3 separate regions of the Homo sapiens genome follow, and all the other regions are linked to region 3. The links are chromatin loops, found by intact Hi-C in ENCODE. Cell type or tissue: endothelial cell of umbilical vein. All regions are shown on one strand.

The links. A loop is a pair of places that touch in the nucleus more often than their neighbours do. Peaks named below come from ENCODE experiments on the same cell type or tissue, not always from the same donor. Only the 100,000 strongest peaks of a DNase experiment are listed, where the experiment ranks them.
Region 1: it touches region 3 in a loop (2.9-fold over the local background); 4 of 110 quality-filtered maps call a loop at or near these places.
Region 2: it touches region 3 in a loop (7-fold over the local background); 4 of 110 quality-filtered maps call a loop at or near these places.

What each region holds. Positions count from the first base shown.
Region 1 is chr9:16,521,602-16,529,601 of GRCh38, forward strand. All of the region lies in intron 5 of BNC2 (basonuclin zinc finger protein 2), which reads right to left. Among named protein-coding and RNA genes, the nearest start is that of BNC2-AS1, 200 kb to the right of the region's middle. In endothelial cell of umbilical vein, no CTCF peak of the experiment used is centred here; DNase peaks (open chromatin) are centred at 610 and 4,990; H3K27ac peaks cover 1,940 bases.
Region 2 is chr9:16,511,562-16,519,561 of GRCh38, forward strand. The region is part of intron 5 of BNC2 (basonuclin zinc finger protein 2); the gene reads right to left. Among named protein-coding and RNA genes, the nearest start is that of BNC2-AS1, 210 kb to the right of the region's middle. RefSeq lists enhancers at 2,529-3,111, 3,207-3,775, 3,776-4,342, 4,357-4,917. In endothelial cell of umbilical vein, no CTCF peak of the experiment used is centred here; DNase peaks (open chromatin) are centred at 4,520 and 5,570; H3K27ac peaks cover 560 bases.
Region 3 is chr9:16,622,525-16,630,524 of GRCh38, forward strand. The region is part of intron 3 of BNC2 (basonuclin zinc finger protein 2); the gene reads right to left. Among named protein-coding and RNA genes, the nearest start is that of BNC2-AS1, 100 kb to the right of the region's middle. RefSeq lists an enhancer at 4,440-4,973. In endothelial cell of umbilical vein, no CTCF peak of the experiment used is centred here; DNase peaks (open chromatin) are centred at 3,537, 4,267 and 5,567; H3K27ac peaks cover 4,216 bases.

The sequences.
Region 1 (8,000 bases), 100 kb before region 3:
TCACCAATAATTCTTTCTATGTGTGTGCCTTTATGGTTTTTTGACATGTATTTTACGTTTTCCTTCCAGAGATTCTTTGTAACGTGAGATTCCTTAAAAGTGCTACTTCCTACTAACAGTAGTCACCAACATTAAAACTCCATATCATGTTAAATTGGATTACTGAGTTCTAATTTTACCTTAAATGGAGCAGAGGGGGGTGTAACATTTTTTAAGCCACAGCAAGAAATCCATGGGATAGCTGCAACCGTTTTTAAATACTCATATTTTTGTATGAGTATTAGGCCTGTCTGTGACAATGTTCTTGGAAAAAATTAAAAAGCTCCCTTCCTCCAATAATATGCTCAACATCCTCTTTTGCCAGAGGCACTCACTCATTATATAAATCAAACAAGCACACAGCACTAGACAAAAAGTGACTAGTAATGCCCAGCACATTCCTCTGCTTGAGCTGAGATGATTTTGGTGCATTGCATGCAGATGTCAGGTATTTTAATAAAGAGCTCCATTGTGCAGGCCCCACTACTCCTCCTTAGCTCCCAGCACTCCCTGAAAAGGGGGGCAGGAGGAGAGGGGAAGAGCAACAGCCATTCCAGCTGGAGCTGGAACCTAGTCTGAGTCAGGAAAACCACAGCTCATAAGCAAAGAGGAAGCATAATGTTCTACAAGGACAAAACATTAGCAGAAATGTCACTCAGCCCCAGTTCCACATGTTGGCTGCCACGGCCTCTTCCTCCTAGCATGCCCGATTGATATAAATTCCATCTGCTCAGCAGCCAAGTGACAGAGAAGAAATACCGGCATCTGGTCTCCATTGCTGTCGGGTTTTTGTTCCATGTAAGACCTTAGCTAGAGACATATGAAGAGATGAAGGTGCTGGCAAGCGACTAAAAGGCTGAACTGGCAAAAGGAGACTTTCTGATGCTTTTCACACTTCTCTTTAGATTTTTTACAGGGATGGGGGAGGGTGTGACTGAGACTTGATAACCTGAACAGTGGGAGCCAAGAGGCCTGAAGGTCATTTCGTGTTTTTTAAGGTTTGAAGCTTTTTAAAAGAGTTTTAATGTTAAAAACGATAAAGCACAACACTTATTCCCCCTTTCCATCCATTTAATGCAACAGAAGGCAACTAAGTCACAGAAGAATGTTCTTCAGCTATTTTTTCCCCCTTCTCTTAAACATCCACCGATTTGGACCTGCTCCACAGGCACTTTATATTCTCCTGAGGAGCAGCTGAAAAATGCCAAAAATCAAAACCACCACTCTGTTTTAACCCCCAGCTGTCCAGAAAAGTATAAAGTCATCTATCAAGCCTAAAACCATGATGGGAAAGAAAAGCCAGTCTAAGCCTCATAAAGAAAGCTGGATGCTCCAAGAGTTCACTCCCACCAATCTCTCAGGTCATCATTTAATTATTCACTCAATCAGAAGACTGAGAACAGTGAAAATGAAACATGGAAGCAGAACTGGTGAGAGAAAACACAGGTATCGAGTTTCAGTGTCTATTCGTGTGTTTTCAAAGCGGTATCAATGAAAATGGCTCTGTTCACAAACATAACACGGAAAGGGTTTTTAAAATAAAACAACTGGCCGGACGCGGTGGCTCACACCTGTAATCCCAGCACTTTGGGAGGCCGAGGTGGGTGGATCATGAAGTCAGGAGATGGAGACCATCCTGGCTAACACGATGAAACCCTGTCTCTACTAAAAACACAAAAAATTAGCCGGGCAGGGTGGCAGGCGCCTGTGGTCCCAGCTACTTGGGAGGCTAAGGCAGGAGAATGGCATGAACCCGGGAGGCGGAGCTTGCAGTGAGCCGAGATAGCGCCACTGCACTCCAGCCTGGACGAAATAGCAAGACCCCGTCTCAAAACAAAAAAAAAAAACAAAACAAAAAAAAACAATTAATGTCAGGTCCTAACGCTGCCTTGAAAAACAACTGTGAAGGTGAATCTTGTTAAACCCTCTTCAAAGTATGACTAAAGAGAAGAAAGGTATAAACTTTCTGGAAAAAGAATACAAAAAAAGATTAAAAGAATCTTTTGGCCCAGCGCGGTGGCTCACACCTATAATCCCAACACCAGAGGCCGAGGCGGGCGGATCACCTGAGGTCAATAGTTCGAGACCAGCCTGGCCAACATGGTGAAACCCTGTCTCTACTAAAAATACAAAAAATTAGCCAGGCATGGTGGCAGACGCCTGTAATCCCAGCTACTTGGGAGGCTGAGGCAGGAGAATCGCTTGAACCCAGGAGGCAGAGATTGCAGTGAACTGAGATCGTCCAGGAGGCAGAGATTGCAGTGAGCTGAGATTGTGCTACTGCACTCCAGCCTGGACAACAATTCCATCTCAAAAAAGAATATTTTAATAACTGTTCTATTTTACAACTCTAACAGATTTTAGCTTCACCCAAAAAAACAAAACACCACCATATGAGATTATGCTGTGAAATAAGCTGCTTCTTCAATCTCCACCTTTTCCTCTTTACTACCTAATGAGCACTTGGGGTGAGAACACCATGCATGGTAAAAGAAGCGAATTATAATAAAGACAAAAAAGTTAAATAAAATGACAAGGAAACCAGTAGCAACAGAGTTGACTGTGACCCCTTTGAAACTGCTACCAGTGTTAATGACTGATGAAACTGTAATGAAGTACAGTATGAGCTACTAGTAGACACCAGATTTAACCTGAGAGTGAATGGGGCTTCAGCTCAGGTCTCTCATTTGCCTAGGTCGTTAGGAGTTTCAGAGTAAGAGAACATCCTAGGTGGTAAGGAGACGCCAGAGTGCAAACAGGCAAGATTTCTAGGTAAGCACTTCTGACAAGTTCCCTAAGGAAATTTAGAAGGAAAGGGCCCAAATCTCCTTGATTCCTGTTTCCATTTCCTGTTTTTTTTTGGGGGGTGATTTCTTATTCTAAATACACATTCAGGATTATACCTAAAAATATTAGGAGCTTAAATTAGTCTATTTGCTAAATAGGACTCTGATGTTCCTATGTATAATAATCTACTGAACATGTTTAACATACTCTGTGTAAATAAATGTCATTAAAATAACAATACAGTGGAAGAAAAAATAGATGAATGAAAAATCTTATTAATAATAAGCTCTATACAACAACATTTATTACCTTAAGAAAATAACAATCCTGGCTGAAAAATTTTATTCAGTAAGACTGAAATTCAGGCCAGATGCAGTGGCTCATGCCAGCAATCCCAGCACTTTGGGAGGCCAAGGCAGGAAGATCATTTGAGGCCAGGAGTTCAAGACCAGCCTGGGCAACATAGTTTGACCCTGTCTCTACAAAAAATACAAAAATTAGCTGGGTGTGGTGGCACCACCTGCAGTCCTAGCCACTCAGAAGGCTAAGGTGGGAGGATCACTTGAGCCTGAAAGGTCAAAGCTGCAGTGAGCTGTGATAGCGCCACTGCACTCCAGCTGGGTGACAGACAGAGACCCGGAGTGGGGGAGGGGGGGGGAAGGAGATTGAAATTCACTGAATACAATTACTACATAAAATACTAGTAGATAACATTGATAACTAGATAACATTAACTAGTTCACATTGTTTTAAGGACTTGAAGATCTTTCTAAGCCAGACTCAAGAATCAAAAGTCAATCAAAAGGTAATAAAACCACACAAAACTTAAAAAAAGAAAACCAACTACGCAACAAAAACAAATGAAAAGCAAAAGCAAAAACAAGGTAAAGAGCTGAAAACCAACTATGAACAACTATTCACAATACAGATATACTATGGGCTAATACTCTTTAGATACAAAAAGGTGCTAAAAATGAAACGGATTTACAACGCAATAGAAATATAGAAAGAACCTGAAAAGACGTTTAGAAAAAAAATGGAAACAGAAATGACTGATAATCATAAAAGGATGGTAAACCTTACTCATTAAGAGAAATGCAAATAAAAGCAATGTACTACCATTTATCCCCTATCAACAACCAGAATACCAAAGATCAAAAATATGTTTCATCACCTAGTCTACCAGTGTATGAAGGAATAGGCACACAAATTACGATACATCCATACAATGCAGCTGTTAAAAAAGAATGAGGTAGCTCTTTATGTGCTGATATGAAGTTGTTTACAAGATATATTATTAAGTGAAAAAGGAAAAGTGCAGAATAATGTGCTCACTATATTCCCCTTCACCATTTTTATCAAACACACAGAAAGATATGTTGTGTTTTACATGCACAGACTATTTCTAGAACTATACCCCAATATCACTTACTTTCAACCACAGTCCTTTATATAATTTTTTTTTGCTAAAGGCATGTATTCCTTTTTAGAATACATTTTAACTTTAAAAGTGTATTTGATACAGCACAATCAAGAGTCTATCCTTGAACTTATGACTAAATACTTTTTGTTTCTTATTTTATCATTCTATCTACTAGATACTGTATATAAGTTCCTACAGACATAACCTGTCCTGATCTTTATAAAGGTAAACTAAAATGCTTCATCCTGGGTTTTTGTTTTTGTTCTCCCTAAAATGCTAAGTTTCTTACTCTTTTTGGTCTTTTCAGATCACTGTTGTATTTAATTATATATAAAGGAACACATACATACACATATATGTATGTATATGTGGCATATGCGTACATCTGTGTGGCAAAGAATATGGTATTTTTCTGGGTATTAAAAATGTGATCATTTGCTAACTCCTTACACCCAGTGAGATAAGGATAACAAAGATCGTTTACGAGGTAAATTCCTTTCCAAATGAAAACCAAACCAACATAATACCTAACTGATTTACCTCCTTGGAGGATTTATTTTTAAAAACATAATGTGTGTCCACCAATGCTGGGATTACTTCCCAACATAGTTTAATGCTTTTTTTTTTTTTTTTTTTTTTTTTTGCCTTGTGATTCACCTTACTCTCGGCCATTTCCTGAGCCACGTCTGAAGAAATCCTGTACTGCCAAGATATATCCTCAGACAAAGAAATGTCCATTAGTCACTCACTAAAAGGGTAAAAAGCAATCGAAATGTTTTCCTATCTGAACCCCTGGTGCCAGCACAGTATACAGTAGACAATATATGCCATAATTTATTGCCTGAACTCCCCATTGATATGACCATGATATGTCAATGGAAAGTGAGTTCATAAAAAATAAATTCTCATTCTCTTCACATAAATTTATTGAGATTCTATGACACTCCCAGAACGTGGATATAGCAAACAACACTATGTACCATCCATGAAAAAACTTACAATCCAGTAGGAGAAAAAGACAAGTAAACAAGCAGTTATTGTAGAGCATAATAAGAAATAAACGAAAACTGCCATATGGGCATTTTAGTTGGTACAGTCAATGCCAAATAGAGAGAGCAGTAGCAGTTTCCTGAAAAAGTGATGGCTAGGTTGAGACCTAAATGCAGGTAGGAATTAATTTGGGGAAGTGTTGGAAGCAGCACACTTCAGGAACAGAGAGAGGAAGAGAGGAAGCAAGAGAGCACATGTCCAAACAGAGGAATGACACACTGCTAAAGGACAAGGACTGGGGGGCAGTTCACATCTTCCGCATGATAGCTACTGGCTTCTCATTCTTAAGCTTCAGAAACAGGCAGAATGCCATACCTGACAGATTCACTAACCTGATCAAACACATCAACTCTTAGTTTGCAAACATCAGAGGATGATGATGATGCCATGATAATTAGGTGCAAAGAGATAATTAGCATCAAAGAGACAGGAAAGTTTATTTGCTGTTGGTCATCTTCACCACCCATCTTATCTCCCCCAGACCCCTGTCTACCCCTGTGGCACTGTTTTGCGGTCTAAATGGGAGTCTTATCATCTATTGTTCAAAATGTAATGCCACCTTTATCAAACTGTACGAAGTGTTCAGCTGCCTGCTTGTGAAGCCCACCAACACAACTTCCTACAAGTATATGGCTGCTGGGGTGACTGAGGAGCTGAAAGAACCTGCATAAGCTTCAATAGCAGGCCAGAGCACCACTTTTCTGTGAACGACAACTGATAGGTCAAATCACTAGGGAGCGGCTAAAGAGTTATTAATGGTGACAGGTACACTACCTGGGAGACAGGTTGAGAGGCAAAAAAGATTATTTATAAGCGAATAGTTAACAGCTGTACCTACTGCTAAGCATTACACGGATGCCACAAACTGTAGAATTCAAATCCTGAGTTATTCAAGCACGAACAACTGCCTGTCACCCAAATGCAACGCATCGCTACAAATTAAGGTGGGAGAGATGAGATGCTGCAACGCTGCCTCACCCAGGAAGGCAATGTCATCCTGGAGCTCAGGTAAGAGGTGGAAAAAGGATGAGATAACCATGAGGTAAATTACGGTTCTTAACAATAATGATGAATTTGCAAGAACAGCTTTATAATTTTTCCTGAGGGCTTTAACAACAGAACAGATGCCAAATGCATCTTGTATTATCAACAGTAAAATGGACTTGGAAGTGAGGAAAGATTGAAGAGCTGTGGGGTTAGAATGACAAAATGAGAAGAAAAATCATGACAAAGAAACGATAGAGGTTTGGTCTTTACAATTTTGAATAATTATTACTTAAGATAATTGTTACTAACAAACTCCATTAATAATATATGACTTATTTTCTAAAATGACAATAGTTCTTGAATATAACTTTTTCTCTTATTTTTTCTTGTCATCTCTTTAACAGCTCTTGTTTCATGGTGGGAAAACAATAGGTATGTCACAGAAATTTTCAGTTCCTAGAGAAACGAAAATACAAAAACTTGTTGAGGATATTTATTCTCATAGATTTTCAACTCAGTATATATTGAGCTTTCAGGCTTTTCAGAACACTGAGTTGAGAGGAACAACTTCCACTGTTGATTTTCTAAATGTTAATATATGAGATGGTTTCTATAGTTATCTACTTTGTTTATGGTCCAGAGTCATGATAGAGTAGCATAAATATTCCTATCAAAGTGGCAGATGTCATATTTACCCAAAATACAATAGTTTTAGAAGTACCTACATAATGACCTGGCAATTCTACTTCTAAATATTTATTCTACAAAAACAAACATACACAGTAATAAACACATATAAGGATATTTCCTACAACAGTGTTTGAAAAGCCCAAACACTGAAAACAACCCAACTGTCTTTAAATAAGTGACTAAATAAATTATGGTATATCCACATAATGGGAAATTATATGGAGGTTCAAAAAATGGATGAGATCTCTCTATACTAACGTGGAAAGAGGCCTGTATTAGTTTCCTAGGGCTGCCACACCAAATTACTACCACCGTAGTGGCTTATAACAATGGAAACATATTCTCTCTCTGTTCCAGAGGCCAGAAGTTTGCAATTGAGGTGTGAGTAGGGCTGTGTTCCACTCAGAGGCTCTGGGAAATAATCTGTTGCATGCCTCTCTCCTAGCTTCCGGAGGCTCTGCCGCCATCTTTACCTCACCTCCTCCTTTGCATATGTCTTCTGCTCTGTATGTAATCTCCTAATATCTTACACGGATACACAGGATGGTAGTTAGGGCCTACCCACAGAGTCCGAGATTATCTCCTTATCTTAAAATCCTTGACTTAATCACATCTGCAAAAACCCTTTTTTCCAAATAAGGTACCATTCACAGGCTCCAGGGATTTGACATGGATATTTTGAGTGGAAGTGGGTAGATATTTTTTGGTCAACCACAAGATATATTTTTTAAACAGTAGGATATAAGAAAAATATACATAGAATGAATCCATTTACTAATAATCATAATTAGTGCCACAGATACATGATAATGATAACATATGGAGAAGTGTTATCTCTACAAAAAGGGGCTATGGACAGTTTTCATTTTTGCATTATACATTACTGCAATGTTTCAATTTTATATTAATTTTGTATTACTTTCATAATCAAAAACCAATAACACATATTTAAAAGGAAGCTTTGATATATTTTGACATCTTCCCAAATTTTCTTACCTAATTCTGGTCCCTGTTGTGGAAAAAG
Region 2 (8,000 bases), 110 kb before region 3:
GGACTATAGGTGTAAGCCACCATGCCTGGCTAATTTTTGTATTTTTTTGTAGAGACGGGGTTTCGCTGTGTTGCCCAGGCAGGTCTTGAACTTCTGAGCTCAAGGAATCCATGGGCCTCAGCCCCCCAAAGTGCTGAGATTACAGGCGTGAGACACACTGCACCTGGCTAATAAATATACTCTTAACCTAACTCCAGGGGCAGAAGAATAAAGACCTTTTGCCGATAAAGTAAGCAAAGGTATTTTTTCATGTATCATAGAAGTAATACTATTTCACCAAAACAAGCACAAGGCCATCACACTAAAGGATTTGTGTACTTGTGTGTCTGTGCCAGCCAATAATACATTAAAACATTCATTTAAAATTCCATCAAAAGTGCTCTCCGTAAAAATCTCATTATGATACTTATAATACTAATGCAAATATATACAACAGAATCAAAAATTTATGTGAAACCTACTTTTATTTGTTTGAATCAAGCGATTAATCTATTGATCTATTTTACCTATTAATCTATTGTATACACATGTGAATACACACAAACATAATTTGAAGAAAGCTTCACACGCATTACCCTCCTCAATATTAATATTTTTTCTTTCCTTGAAGTGATGAGGAAATGAAATCCTTAAAAGGGTGTTTGATCATCAAATTACTGATGAAATTATTCTATTCTGTCAAATAGAAGGACTGAGTACTTTTAAAAATCATGCTATTTCAACATGTGGTAAATAAAATTCTGAGCAATTTAAAAAGTTATTGTTACTGAGGACACTAAAATATCATGAGTCATAATAATCCTCAAGCCAATAACTCACAATCAAACTGATGAGAGCTTGTTTCTGCCTCCGTGGCATAACCTGTAAAATGGGATAATGCTGACACACAGCAGTCCTAAAGACCAATAAAGGTAACACACGCGCACACACACACACACACACACAAATAGAACCTGAGCACAATGTAATTAAATAAACAACCAACTGAACTAACTTGTTGCATGATGACAAAGGCACATCTAATAAAACTACTTTGTTGTTTTACTTTATACATTTATTTGCGAGGTTAGTATGTGGACAAACACATCTTTTATGTACACTATAAAACTTTGATGTTTTAAGGGGTTTCTATAAAAAACTAGTAAGAATCTTTTTGATATAAAAGTATCATTTTTCATCAAATAAAACAATCATCTCAACCATCAATTAGTTGTTTTACTGGAGAAGGGTAGCACTGGCATAAAGCATAACTTTCTTCATACAAAATAAACTTTTAAAAAATAATGAGATATGGCTGGGCGTGGTGGCTCATGCCTGAAATCCAAACACTTTGGGAGGCTGAGGGGGGAAGATCACTTGAGGCCAGGATTTCGAGACCAGCCTGGCCAACATGGTGAAACCCGTCTCCACTAAAAATAGAAAAATTAGCTGGGTATTTTGGCGCATGTTTGTAATCCCAGCTACTTGGGAGGCTGAGACATGAGAATCGCTTGAACCTGCAGAGGTTGCAGGGAGCTGAGATCACACCAGTGCACTCCAGCCTGGGTGACAGAATGAGACTCTGTCTCAAATGAAATAAAAAAGAAAAGAAAAGAAAAACATAATAATGAAATAAAGTGTTCATGCAAATGAAAGGTATAGAATGTTATTTATTACTATTTTCCCCTCAAAATGTGAAAACTTTATTAAAGTAAATAGCTTTTATGAAGACACGGGTCTAAGACATGAGAAAAGGTTCTTTTTTTTTTTTTTTTTTTTTTTTTGAGACAGAGTCTCGCTCTGTTGCCCAGGCTGGAGTGCAGTGGCACGATCTCGGCTCACTGCAAGCTCTGCCTCCTGGGTTCACACCATTCTCCTGCCTCAGCCTCCCGAGTAGCTGGGGCTACAGGTGCCTGCCACCATGCCCCGCTAATTTTTTGTATTTTTAGTGGAGACGGGTTTCACCATATTAGCCAGGATGGTCTCGATTTCCTGACCTCGTGATCCTCCCGCCTCGGCCTCCCAAGTGCTGGGATCACAGGCATGAGCCACCGCGCCAGGCCGAAAAGGTTCTTAATAAATAAGAAATTTCTCTAGTACAACGAAACACAGAGGGGTACAGGACCAGGAAGAAAACTAGACTCTTCTTTGAAAGATGCTAGTTTCATTCAGAGTTGTACATGAGTCCATAGTCGGGAAGGACCGTAGGTTGAAGACTGACACACAACTCAGAAGAGAGAAGGGCAGTCATGGGCCTGGGGATTAGAGCTACAGGTGAAATACTATGAATGATGAACTAGGGAGTTTCTTAATGGAACTTCCTATGGATTAGCAAATTCATGGGGTTCAAAACATTAGGCTGTTATTCCACCCTACGCTCGTGTTTATGCCCTATGAGATTAAATGTTAGCTTCCGTGAAGGCCCAAAACTAATTTCTTTTCAAAAATATTAGCAAGAATATTATTAGCCAGATAAGCAGGAATCACCTATACGTGTGGCTATCTCCTGCAACTTTCTTCTCTGAGATGGCAGGATGTCACAGTTTTCCAGTGGAAATCTGAACCACCAAAGTCCTTTCTACACCCTGGTCCAACCCTTCAGTGAAGCACCACCAGCCAGCAAGGCAGGTTCACCTGATTACTCAAGATTCGTCTGGTTTCAAGGGATGAAATACTTCTATTGTCTCCAGACCATGCAGCCTGAGAGTTACTAGGTTTCAAACCAAATTTTCATGTTCCTTCTGTGCAAAGAATAAATGTACTCTCTACCATTCAAAGAGGATAGCTGCCAACACACCCCTGACTGGTCTGAGTGGCTGAAATTCCACTGGGAGGACAACAAAAGGAAGTGGGGCTTCAGTATGCAGAGCAGGGAGATCAGAATGATGAGCAAAAGCCAGAATCTTTTGTTATGTGTTTTTCACCCAATGCTGACATCTAATTGTTTAGATTTTTTTTTAAAAAGGGGGGAAAAATACTGGTAATAAAGGAGAGGTTCTGAAAAAGCAGCTCTGTACTAGCAATCTGTTATCTGTATCATAAACTTTCTTTCCTCTCTTATTTATCTTTCAGATGTTTACAGTTGACATGCAAATTTCAGTTGTCCTCCCACCAACAGGTGAGCACATTTGTTTCTTTTTTGAATTGTAATAATAACATTTTTCTTCTAAGGAGTCTTAATTTCTATAGTCACCAGGAACTGTTGTTAGCAAGGGATCCACGTCTCGATGATGACAGAATTGAAAAACAAACAAACAAACAAAAAAACACTTTCACATGGAGAGAGAAATAAGTAGTTGTCAACAAAACCATTTCTTTCTTCATTGCTAATGGCAATCACTGGATAAGCAGATCATCTTGATTTTAAAAATTCCAATTATTGAACTCCAAACCACCACATTGATTACTGATTCCAGATATATATTCTGGTTTCTGGAACCAGCAAAACTGTCTGGCAGTTACACTGACCCAGAAGGGAACAGACGGGAGGAAAGAGAACTCCCTTTAATGCACAGCTATCAGTACTGTTGGCTATTTACATAATTCTTGCATCAATAGGACCACTGAACAAGTGTTAATATTGCAAGTGGAAGCAACATCCAGAGGGAATTCAACATCATTAGCTGCATGGAGCAGAGCATGGAGATCCGAGAGGGAATCATGTCAGCTCCAAGAAGCCAATAGTCTGTGGCTGTCAGTGTCTGAAATGGAGCCGCTTCAAAGCCGACTGGGCTGTGACCTGAACACTGCATCCCTGCGCCCGGTGAGAAGAGGATCAATGACTGTGTTTGCTGGGCTCCAGTCATCCCCTTGGCTAATGAAAGCTGTGCTGAAAGGAATGCTACGGGGCCTCTGGGCAGCCTGCAGCCTGGCATTAGCGGAGCTTGGCTGGTGAATGCACCCGGCACCAAAGCCTCCCTCACCCTCACCCGCCCTCTTCCCTGTTCTATCCCACCAACTCCCCTCTGGCTGTCTGTTTAGTGTCACTCAGTTGGGATGGATCCCGTTAAAGATCTGACGCTTAGTGAGGACTCGGAGGTGTCTGGAACGTCTGTCTCTAATCATAAACACCACAGCTGGCAATGATGTGGTCGAAAAAAAATCACCTTGATCCAGTACACATTCTCTTTGATGTCTCTGCAGTGAGTTCACTGCCCAGAGAAAAAGGTACAATTTGAAAAAAAAAAAAAATTTAAAAAAAACCTCTGAAAAAAAAAATCAAGCTTGACATTCTCAAATCATAACCATATGACTTTCAATTCCATGCTAAAAAAAAGATATATATATATATACATCTCATTGCATTATGTTCTAAGAAATTCAGAAAAGAGGCATCTGACAATTGTAACATGAAACAGGTTTGGAAGATAATGGCAGTTTGAGAGGAAAACACTTCCAAAAGGGAAAAAAAAAAAAGTCAGACTGCCACTACCATAAAAGGAAGAAGTCTTCTGCCAAAGATTGCAAACTGCAGTGACCTTAAGTAAGAGACTGTAGCTGATTCAAGGGAAAATGAAAACTTTTCAAAGACAACACTGCTTGAGCTGAGCCACTGTTTCTAAGTGCCTTATGCCCTCTTGCCTTTCGGGTGGCCTGGTAAACACACAGCCTAACTGTGCTTCCAGCCCCAGGCCGCAGGGTTCTAATGAATATTCAGCCACATTAACATGCATTTTCTTTGTGTTGTTCTTGGTTTGTTTGTTTTTTTTCAGTCCTACCAAGATGGGGCTGGTGTAGATAACGTTCTTGTGATGCCGCCTCAGGTATCAGAACTCTGAGAAGCGTTTGCAAGTTAAATGCTAAGATTCCCCAATGATTATGCGGAAACTTAAAAAAAAAAAAACTAACCACACTAACCTAAAGAAGCGAGTTTACAGTGGATAACAGTTATGCAGCTGTCAAGATAACTCATGAGACCTTCTATACCAACTGAGATAAATATCACTTATGTATCATCAATGTCCAAATTACATACATAGGTACCCAGAAACCCCCCCAATACAGGGTGAGAACTCAAAGAGTCTTTATTTCTATCCCAAAGCGGGTTCTTTCTAGTACACACAGTCTAAATATACAAACAAGCACACAAAACAAACTCAGTTAAATGTGTGCTTCTTTTTTTTTCTTTTTTCATCTTAAAATCCAAAGTCATTTGAAAAATCTCTTAAGACTAATAGGAGACTAATTATTAATTTATAGTTTTATCTTAATAAAAAAGTGAATAAAAAGGTGTTTTAATCCAGATAGTTTTAAAATTTGTCGTATTAAAAGCATCTCTTATGCTTATTCCAAATGTAGTAAAATAATCAGGTGATTCTAACTCTAAATGAGGTAAACGTTAATTAGATGTTTCTGGTTTCTTTGATTGTGAGCAAAATAGCAAAAGGCTTTAAACTGGTCAGTTGCACTGTGACACAACCAATGTTTAAGAAATCACTCTGTAAACGGCATCCAGGAATGCAGCACCAACACTTGCAGTAACAATATCCAGACGAAGCCAAAAAGTTTGGATACTGCTGTGTTGTTCTAAACTGACTGAGGTTTTGAGGACTAACAACATTCCCCCATAATGATGGTGGTGTCTTTAGATTGAGATAAGATTCAAATTTATTGAGGGTTATTTACTGTTGTGTATAAGGTTCTGTGTGTTGAGGAGGGAAGTAGCCAGTTGGAGGAGGGCAACTTGGCTGGGCTCACAGCTGAGAAACCTCAGGAGCTTGCATATCCCTATAAGGTAATTTCTTTCCTTTTTTAACATAGGCAAGGTAATTAAATGTTAGTCAATCTTAACAGACTGAAAGGCAAGGATATGCTACTATATACTGAAATACTGGCATTCACTGCAATATTTGCCTTACAGTATTAAGGCTTTAGTGGTATCTCATTAAATAAATAAAGCTCTACAAAATGTTTTAGCCCAATTCTGATCATGAGTATGTGTTTTAAACAGTATTGCTTGCCAGAAAGAAGGGGCAGTGGGAGGGTAATTCCTATATGCTGTAATTTACCTGACAAATTAATTGCAAACACACACACACGTACACAAGTGCACACAAACTTAAGTAAATGTACAAACCTGACCTGGTGTCCTATGATGCAAAGCATTACATTTACAAGAGCATAAAGTTCATTAGTTTACTTCCTTCCTCCAAAGCTTAAAGGAGACAAAAAAATCATATCATTCATTTCATTTTTGAAAGGAAATATGCCTGGGGTGTTTATATAAACACAGTAAATTGTAGGTTCCATGTAACCATATACATTTTTATTTCTAAAGCAGGGTGGACAAGTCATAGGGTCCTGAGTTTTCTAAGATGATTAATATACTAGATAATTGCAGAATTCTCAGCCATACTTCAGATGTGTAAACCAATCCGAAATGGTACTTGGCACAAATATCTCATGCCAGGGTTTCTACCAAATCCCTTAAAACTTACTGGTCTCGAAGGAACACAGACTGGTTATTGGGCCTACCAGTTGCATCTTGAGAGTGAAATCTGGAAAGAAGGGACAATAGATGTGTGTATTCATTTTCTATTATATATACTTCGGTGTAGCTTGAATTATTTATAAAAATATAATAATGAAAATTAAATTTAAAAATATGGCTGAACGTGGTTGCTCATGCATGTAATCCTAGTACTTTGGGAGGCCAAGGCGGGAGGATCACTTAGCCCAGGAGTTCAAGACCAGCCTGGGCAACATAGGGAGACCCTGTCTCTATTAAACATAAAAAATACAAAATTAGCTGGGCATGGCGGTGTGCACCTGTGGTCCCAGCTACTCAGTAGGCTGAGGTGGGAGGATTGCAAAAACCCAGGAGGTCAAGGCTGTACTGAGTACTCCACTGCACTCCAGCCAGTGTAATAGGGCGAAACCATATCTTTAAAAATAATAATAATAAAATAAAAATAGAAAACATGCCTTTTAGGTATAAAGGGCAAATGCCCCCACCTTACTATTATTAATCATATTCTACTAAAGTCTCTGTTACATGAGATTTGGGATGTACAGGTGCAAAAGTCATATATATATATATTTTTTGTTGTTGTTGTTGTTGTTTGTTTGTTTTTTGTTTTTTGTTTTGTTTTTGAGACAGAGTCTTGCTGGAGTGCAGTAGCACCGTCTTGGCTCACTGCAACCTCTGTCTCCCGGGTTCACGTGATTCTCCTGCCTCAGCCTCCTGAGTAGCTGGGACTACAGGTGCCCACCACCATGCCTGGCTAATGTTTGTATTTTTGGTAGGGACAGGGTTTCATCATGTTGGTCAGGCTGGTCCCGATCTCCTGACCTCAGGCAATCCACCTGCCTCGGCCTCCCCAAGTGCAGGGATTACAGGCGTGAGCCACTGAGCCCGGCCCTAAAGTCATATTTTAATAAAACCAGAAAACAAATGTCTTTATCATATAGTTTGGTGAGTCAAACAAACAAACAAAAAGCAAGTGTGTTATCAGCATGTCTCTATGCTGAGAAGAGAAGGTGTGCTTGCCAGAATTGTCAGATTAATTTTTAGAAAGAGACAGAGGTAAGCACTGTGCTTCGTTTTCTTTTAAACAGGGATGAATGCCTCCTTTACTGGCCCTACCTTCTCAGCTGTCATTAAAATATAACCCAGTAGTGTCTAGGGACTGTGTCTCTGGGAGGTGTGACCTTCATTTGCATGATAAATCCCAGTGCATTCCATTAGCAATAGAGGGGAGGGATAGGTATGAGGGGGTGATTCTTACAGAAGAAATTTTGTCTAGAGCTGGAAAGAGGAGTAGCCCTAGTTGAATGGATCAAGGGCCAGAGACAAGGATTCTGAAAATTCTAACGTAAAGTCCCAAAAGATAGGAATTGGAGCTTTTATCTCAAATCAACCTTAGCAGATTTAGGAGATAACCTCTTCGGATGTAGAGATGTGTTCCTTTGGACAGGTAGAGACAACCCTCACTTCTGGGAGAGTTTCTCATTTTGTAGTGGCGAATGAGCCCTAGTGGCAGTGGGTGGACTTCAAAGGCAGCACACTAGTTAGACCTGGG
Region 3 (8,000 bases):
ATTTGGTCAGAAGGTTACCAAAGCCTCAGAGAAGGTTTTTCCACTAAATCCAAGAAAGTGTATCTGAAATTACAAGATATAATGTAGCTGATCCCTCTTGGAGGCACAATTTTTGACAGAAATAGCTGCACAGATTGCATCAGTTATACCTAACTTTCTGATAATTCACAAAACACCTCTTCACATGGTTCTTAGGTGGGTGGCCAGGCCAGGAGGAGGGTATTTTTAGAAGCCTGTTGCTCCCACAACTGGCGCTAACTGGCAGTGTTAGGTAATTACAAAGGGCTAAGGGAAACGCATGTAAAGAACAACAATTTCAGGTGACAATTTAAGTGCTTAATTATATACTAAAAAAACCTTATTATTTTTATTTCTCTACTGTTAAAAAACGATGAACAACTTTATTCTCTGGGTACCCTAATATTAATAAACCTTTGGTTTTATAGGTTATACTGAAGATTTGAATCAGTTTGCTGTCTGAATCAAAGAAAGAAAACATAAAACAGGAGGAGAAGATTAAATGCAAGTCAGAAATTCAGTATCTGTTTAATACATGTATTTTTACCAAAATGATGGTGAAACTAAGCCACACATCCTGGCTCACTGAAAGCCTTTGTTGGAATACGTTGTTGGACATGTAAGACACACATGTATCCTTGCTTTATGGACGTATTCCAGTAAACGAGACACAAAGTAGTCAGGTTAGCCACCAGAGATTGAAAGTGCGGCATACAAGACTCAGGACTTAAAAACTAGGAGAGAGAGGGCATATTGTACCAGACTGAATTATTTCCTGTCATGACGTGTTTAAAATTCTAATACAAAGGTAGCAGAAAAGAGAGATCAATAAATGACGTTATATTCTATGTATCCAAAAGGAAGAACTTTCTAAAGAAACGAAAAGACCAAAGTAAAAGGCACTAACAAGTAGATGCAAGTGAAGGAGTAGAACAGTATTGTCAAAGCTAAGGAGCCTGCAGAGAAAACCATCAGAATGGCTTAAACAACTACACTTTGTAAAGCAATTCAGTCGACTATTTAAAAATTTCAAGTTAATATGATGTGTAGCTGATTTTAAGGATCTAACTTACATGCAAGAAAAACATTAGTTTAAATTATTTGCTTTTTAAATATTCCTAATGCATAACAGATAAACACTGAAGTGAGGCTGGATTAATTCATAGTTGCTCTAATACCAGATGTATGTGGGTCATAAAGTAAATGGATCTTTCCAAAAGCCTTTGGGAAAACCCCGTGAGGCCAGTTTTGAGATCTATCAGTAGCAGGAAAGGTAAAAAGGATTCAGTAAAAAGCAAAGCAGAAGGTAGGAAATAATGTTACCTTAGAAACTGATGTATTGTGTATTTTTGTCTCCTTGTTTAATGTTTCTTAAAACAGAGAACATGATTTGCTTAAATGTCAAACTTGGAAATCATATTGATCTCAAAAGATCACTTCGTTCAATATTAAGTTTTAGCCTAGTCAAGAATTTCTTAAGATATACCAAATGTATTTTAAAATATTTTAAAGTGCTACTTCAAAACTCTAAACTACAATGTTTTTTAAAAGCCTTATTTCTTCACAGCAAGGAGCTTCCAGAAACCACTAAAACATTCTTGCCCTTTGAATGTCTGGGCATGGTCTCTTCATGTGTTATTAATAAGCTAGACGAAGTATTTATATTAATGGCCATACAATGAATATTCAACTGCATGTGGACTCATACCACAGGGCTATGAAAACCGAAAACCACCTTCACGTGGACTTGCCAAACTACCCGATTATACCAAACTTTTCATGGCTTAAACAAAGTTATATAAATGTTCACTATGGCAACAACACCAGATGTATGCACAAGGAAATATCTGCAATTTTAAAGGGGGAAACAAGAAAAACTGCTCACACAACATAAAAGTTAATTTTACATTAGTATCATTAATATTATACTCACACTGTAACAGCCAAATAAACCTTGTGCTTTAAAAACAGATCAGGTCACTTGAGTCGTCTGCTGCATTCCGCTAAGAAAGCAAAACCTACCATGCATGGCAAGTGTTGACACTCTTCCTCAATGACTTTTATTGTCTCTGGTCAACCTGTAGATCTTCTTTTTCCAAGCATGGAATCAGAATACCTCACTTGTAGAAAGTTACATCAGTGGTATTAAAAGCATATTGAAAACTTTAAAAAGTTGATCCAAATGGAAGTCATGTTTTTAAAAAAAATCAAAGTTATTTCTCTAGTTTATCGGAGCATTTAAGGTTTTTTTAATCCAACAAGTATTTATTTAAAGAATGATCTTTATGTGGCTGAAATGAGAATGCACACATGATAGTTTTTCAAGGCCAGCAAGCACTTCCTAACCAAATCCCCCACTTCCTTTGCTAGCTAAACATAACTACTTCAACTGTGTACATCCTTTAAAAAGTTAGAAGAGAGCACCTCGCATGTAATAGCAGGCAGCTGGGAAGCCAATTGGTGCAGTCGGAGTGCACATTTTAGAAAGCAGCTTTTTAACATTCAATAACTAAGTGGTAATTGGACACAGAAACATAAACTGTCAAACTGAATCAAAACCCCTTTGCTTTTCAGAGAATTATTTGTAAGATTATACTAGAATTAAATTTGAACATGCATCTACCCTATGCATTAGTCAAATTATGAAACAAAAAAAATGCTGTGCTTTCTTTGGATAAAATTAATGTCAGCTTTGCGTCCTTAAACCAGACCCGATCGGGAAATGAAATATGTTTAGTCCTGAAATAGTTGTGGTAATTCAATCCCTGCACTCTCCTTATTTTCTTGATGACAAAGAAAAACTCCCAACTGGCAGGGCCACCTGCACTGATTACTCCTCCATCCACACCCACAGAATATGAAAATGAGCCAATGATCATTAACCTTAATTTCTTCTAACATAAACCTCAGCTCTTTTTCAGTCTTGCTACTCAGGGAACTCCCCTGAGATAAAGGAAAAGAGAACGGGGGAAATAAGGAAACAGGGAGTGAATGCTCAGAGCAAAAGGCGGGGGGCGGTCCAAGTGAAAAGCGGAATCCACTGGCGTTTTAAAAACTGCACAGCCGGCTTATTAAACTTCATACAGAAAAGAGGTTACAAAGATAAAGAGATTCTGAGGCATCACTAACTCTCTAGATAGTGGGATACTTTCCTTTCTGAGCAAACAATGAGAAAGGCTGCTTCCTCTCCACCCTCCCTATCCCCGACCCTGGGCATCGCACTCCTCTACCTAGACATCACTATAAAAAGACAGCCAACAATAAAGATGGGTCTGGACAGTAGGAATGCATGTGTGGCGGTATGATCTCTAGTATGAGGACCAAAGGACCTCTACAACCAAAAGAGATTTCCAAGGTAAGCACTTGCAATTACAGTGGAGAATGTCTAGCACCTTCTGGTCATTCACATTCAAATACAGCCAACTGGAATCATTTTTGGTCCAAGCTGTGTGGAGCTAGATACCATTAGCATTACATCATCTTCTAATGGATGAGGAGCTAGTTGGGGCCCTTAAAAGAAACACAACTTGGAGGGGAGCAGGAAACCTTCAGAAATGCCAGTCTCTTTAGCACAGACATGTGTACTGAAAATTGTCTTGTAATGTTTGCCTACAGACCTTGGTATATCTAAAGAGGACTCCTCAAAGATAAGACCACAAAAGTGAGGAACAATTCAACAAGGCAACCACACATGACCCTGTGTAAAGCATTCCTGAAGCTGAAGGGAAAACAAACTTCAAAAATCATGACATTGCTGAATGAAAGCAGAAAGTCTTTAAAATGCGAGTTTTTCATTAAAAATATTAAATGCAAAGGCGATAAATGCTTAAAGAATATAATAAAAGTCGAAGTGTTTTTTCCTGCAAGTACATTTGCAAGATGCATGGTGCCCACCCAGTGCAGGCAGACAGAGCAAAACTTTCATCTCTCAGTTATCCCCTCATTATTTCAACCACAAATCAAGTAGCAGTCATGAGGAGGGTGAGACAGAAAGGCAGAGAAAATAAACAACAACAAAGACAGAGACCTGGTTGCAATTTAGTATTGGATTCAGAAGCCCAATTTAAACTAAAACCTGGCTCTGGGGTGCTGGCCCTCATCTCCTTCTTGCCTAGCCTACGAAACGTAAAAGGCAAACACACACACACACACACACACCCTGTATTCTCTTTTCTTTCTCCTTTTTTTCCTTCCGTAATCAGGCTCTCAAATGTCAACGGTCCCCTCTGGAAGGAAGCGAGAACAGGGTATTGAAGTATGCAGTGCCATGAGTCATCTTACTAGATGCTCTAGCAACTGCCTGTGACCCAGCAGTGAGCCAAGATAGCAGGGCTTTTAATAAAGCAGCACGTTTGCACACTCACAGCCCTGTTAATTTAATACCTGCCGCTTGTTTACCAAACAGCACGGGCATGTCTCCGTGTCGGTAACTTCCCAGTGACAGTGAGGCGACTGAATCAGGGCATGGAACAGATGCACCTTTTTACGCTCTGTTACACTGTGTCACAGACTACAGCCCCTGAGCGCATTCCTTTATTTATCCTGCAGCCAGTTGAGCTAATTGTCAGAGACAGACCTGGTTCTAATTCTGCAGAGTCCAGCAACTGCTGGAGTGTATGTAGTGAGGCATGAACGGTGCAGAACTTTAGAAGGGAACAGTTGAAAAACAGAGTCTGAGGGTAGAGGCATAATCTGCCAATATTTTACTTAGACTTTGAAAATACCACCTGTCTCAATAGCAGGCTATGGGAGTGGGGACAAAAGTAAAACAACTCCAGTGTCAGAATGAAGCAGAAGCAAGCAAATGTCAAAGCATATTCCTATGTAAGGAGAACACAACACAGCAGCAATGGCATTCATTTTCCAAAGAATATGGTTCGGCCTGTGCAGTTGTAAAATATTCACAAGCTCAAAAACCTGGTGATAACAGGCCAATATTCAATGCGGCTCACACCAGCAGTTCTGCACAATACCAGGATTGAGCATTACAGAGATACTGTGATGCAAGCCCATTAATGACACCAAAATTACTTAAAAGACTAGTCTCTCAATCCTCCAGCCATACAATTTGAGTCTGCTTGATCATGTGTAGACAAAGAAACTCCCATTTATTGTTCTCCTCACACCCTGTGGTATTAGAAGTGTTTCTTATGAGCTGTAATACCATACTCATATTTTATCAGTAGCAAGAGTTCACTCCAGTTAAAGTTCTTCACCCGTCATGGGCATTTTTCAGCAAATTAATGTCTTTTACTTGCATGACTTCCCTTCATATTATAATTTGGGGTTTAAACGGATCATAATACTTTGCAGAAAGTAAAAAGAGAAAAAGAGCTCAGTGTTGATAATTTTTACCACTTATGACTGAATGACCTCAACTGAGGAATAAAAAATTAAGTCATTTGTCTTATGAGGTACAAAGGACATTTTACGGTGTACAATTTAGCTAATAACGGGTTCAGGCCAATCCTTAAGAAGTCACATGTTTCCATTGTCCCTTCACCCCCTGCTTGTGTTTTTACCACATCCTAACAAAAACATGACCAGAACTGGTGAAAAACATACGGTTCCAACTAATGAATCACATACTTTCCCGCAAGTACAGTAAGTACTACCAGCTGTGTGACAGTCTTGCTTTGGCAGTGGGACCAGCTTAGAACAAGCCGGCTCATCTGAAAGCAGCTGTACTGAAAAACCACAAGCAATATAAGTGTGTCTGCCTTCTCAGGGCGGCTTTGTCTCTGTTCTATGTCTCTGCTCTGTCCCCATAATGTGCCAGCCATCTTGTTTAGAGAAAGTTTCAGAAATTACAGTGGTAGGGAGAAAATCCACACATTCAAAAACCTTAAGTTTTCAGAAAATGTTGTCACTTTATCAAGTGGAACGCCGTGAGAGGTCAATTAAAGGAAAACACCTCTCTCCCACATCCAGCCTTCCACATGCATCTTTTGGGGTTTGCCTTAGATGTAAAAGTGTGCGTATTTATGTATCTAAATAAGTGAGGTGGGAAACAGGGGGAGGAACGGCACAGGATCCAGCTACTTACAGATGGGCTGAGGCATGCATGCGAACACACACAAACACACACGCAGAGCAATTCGCAGATTATCAACTCATGCCATGAGCTACTGCAAAAAAGTTCTATGATTTTAAACTTGCCATTTATACAACAATAAGCTTCATTTGTAACCACAAAGCATTCTGAAAAAGATTCCCTGGCAAGCCCCAGATATTTTTACACAAATGCACTTTTCCTTTCTGTGAAACAACATTCAACTGGATAATCATTGCTGTTAAAGGGAAAGAAAGTCCAACAGCATTGGTCTAGAAATTTAAGTGGAAATAGTAGGATTTTTAAACTTCTGTAGTGTCTGAAGGCAATAAGTAATTAAAATTTTTTTAATGTCATTAAGTGATCAGTAGCTTGTATGTAAGCACCTAAGTACCATCTCAGGCTTGTTCTGCAAAAAAGAAATACCTACCGTTGTCATTCTTGACTTTTCCAAAGTCTCAATCAGAAAAATAAATACAGAGTAGTGAAATTATTTTTGGTTTTTGTCAGTGTTTCACATACAGAGAAGTCAAATGTAAGGACTAATCGGGAAGGTTTACCTTTTATGTTTACTTTTATTGCCTAATTTAGCCAAACACATTACTCTAAACTATAATGTTGTAAAGATGCTTGATTCGGCAATAATCTAATCCAAAAATTATATTAACATCACATCTTTTTATTTACACCATAGTTGTGTGAATAATTTTCGTTTTGAATGAGCTATCAATGTAATACTCAAAAAATGGCCAGAAGACTCACTACATTCAGAAGATTCACTACATTAATTAGAGAAGATCTTGGCCTCTGTGGTTTCTTCCTAAAATTCACTCTTTCTAAATGAACTTTAATGTTTGTGTGTTTGGGGGAGTTCAGTGCTGGGCTGATCAAGGGCAAGTACTTAGGGTGAATCTAGAAATCACATTGAGGCTTACAATTGGATAAAGGCAGACAGCAGAACTGGGAGCACCAACAGTAGTGGGGAAAGAGTAAAGGATGAGCATCTGCAGGCAAACATCGGACGAACTCAGGTTCCACTCCAAACCACCACATAAACCAAGTCACATGATTTTTTTTTGGTTTCCCAGTGCATATAAAATTTGTTTATTCGATGCTGTAGTCTATTAAGTGTGCAATAGCATTATGTCTAAAAAAAACAGCATACATACATCTAAAATACTTTATTGCTAAAAAATGCTAACAATCGTCTGAGCCTTCAGTGAGGTGTAATCTTTTTGCTGGCAGAGGGTCTTGCCTAGATGTTGATGGCTGCTGATTGATCAGGGTGGTGGTTGATGAAGACGGGTGGCTGTGGTGTCTACTCATAAAATAGACGGTTTGCCGCATCAATTGACTCTTCCATTCAGAAAAGATTTCTCTGTAGCATTGATGCTTTGGATAGCATGTTATCCACACTAGGACTTCTTTCAAAATTGGAGTCAATTCTTTCAAACTCTGCCACTGCTTCAATTTGTAAAAGAAATGCAGTATCTGCAGAGTGCAGTAAAGCCAAGTGCAATAAAAGGAGGTATGCCTATGTTCAAGCCTGAAGAACAGACTTAACTAATACATAGACTTGAAACAGTACACTGATAAACAGACATATAATTTTAAAAAAATATTGACTCATTTATAGCACTTAGTTCATGTTAAATCTAATAAAGAATACTAGTCTAAGTGGGAAAAGTCCAAAACTGGATTATTAAATTACACAGTAAAATCTATCAAGAAAGAGCTAATATGGCTGAGCCAAAATTATGATTAAATTATGATAAAAGCATTAAAACTCAGTTATTAATAACATGGAAAGATAGTTACAAAATGTTGATAAGCAAAAAGCAGCTTACAAAGCAGTGTACGCAATATGGTCCTCTATTTTTAAAATGAATACAAAAGACAAGTGAAAACAAAAAATGATTAACACCTGTGT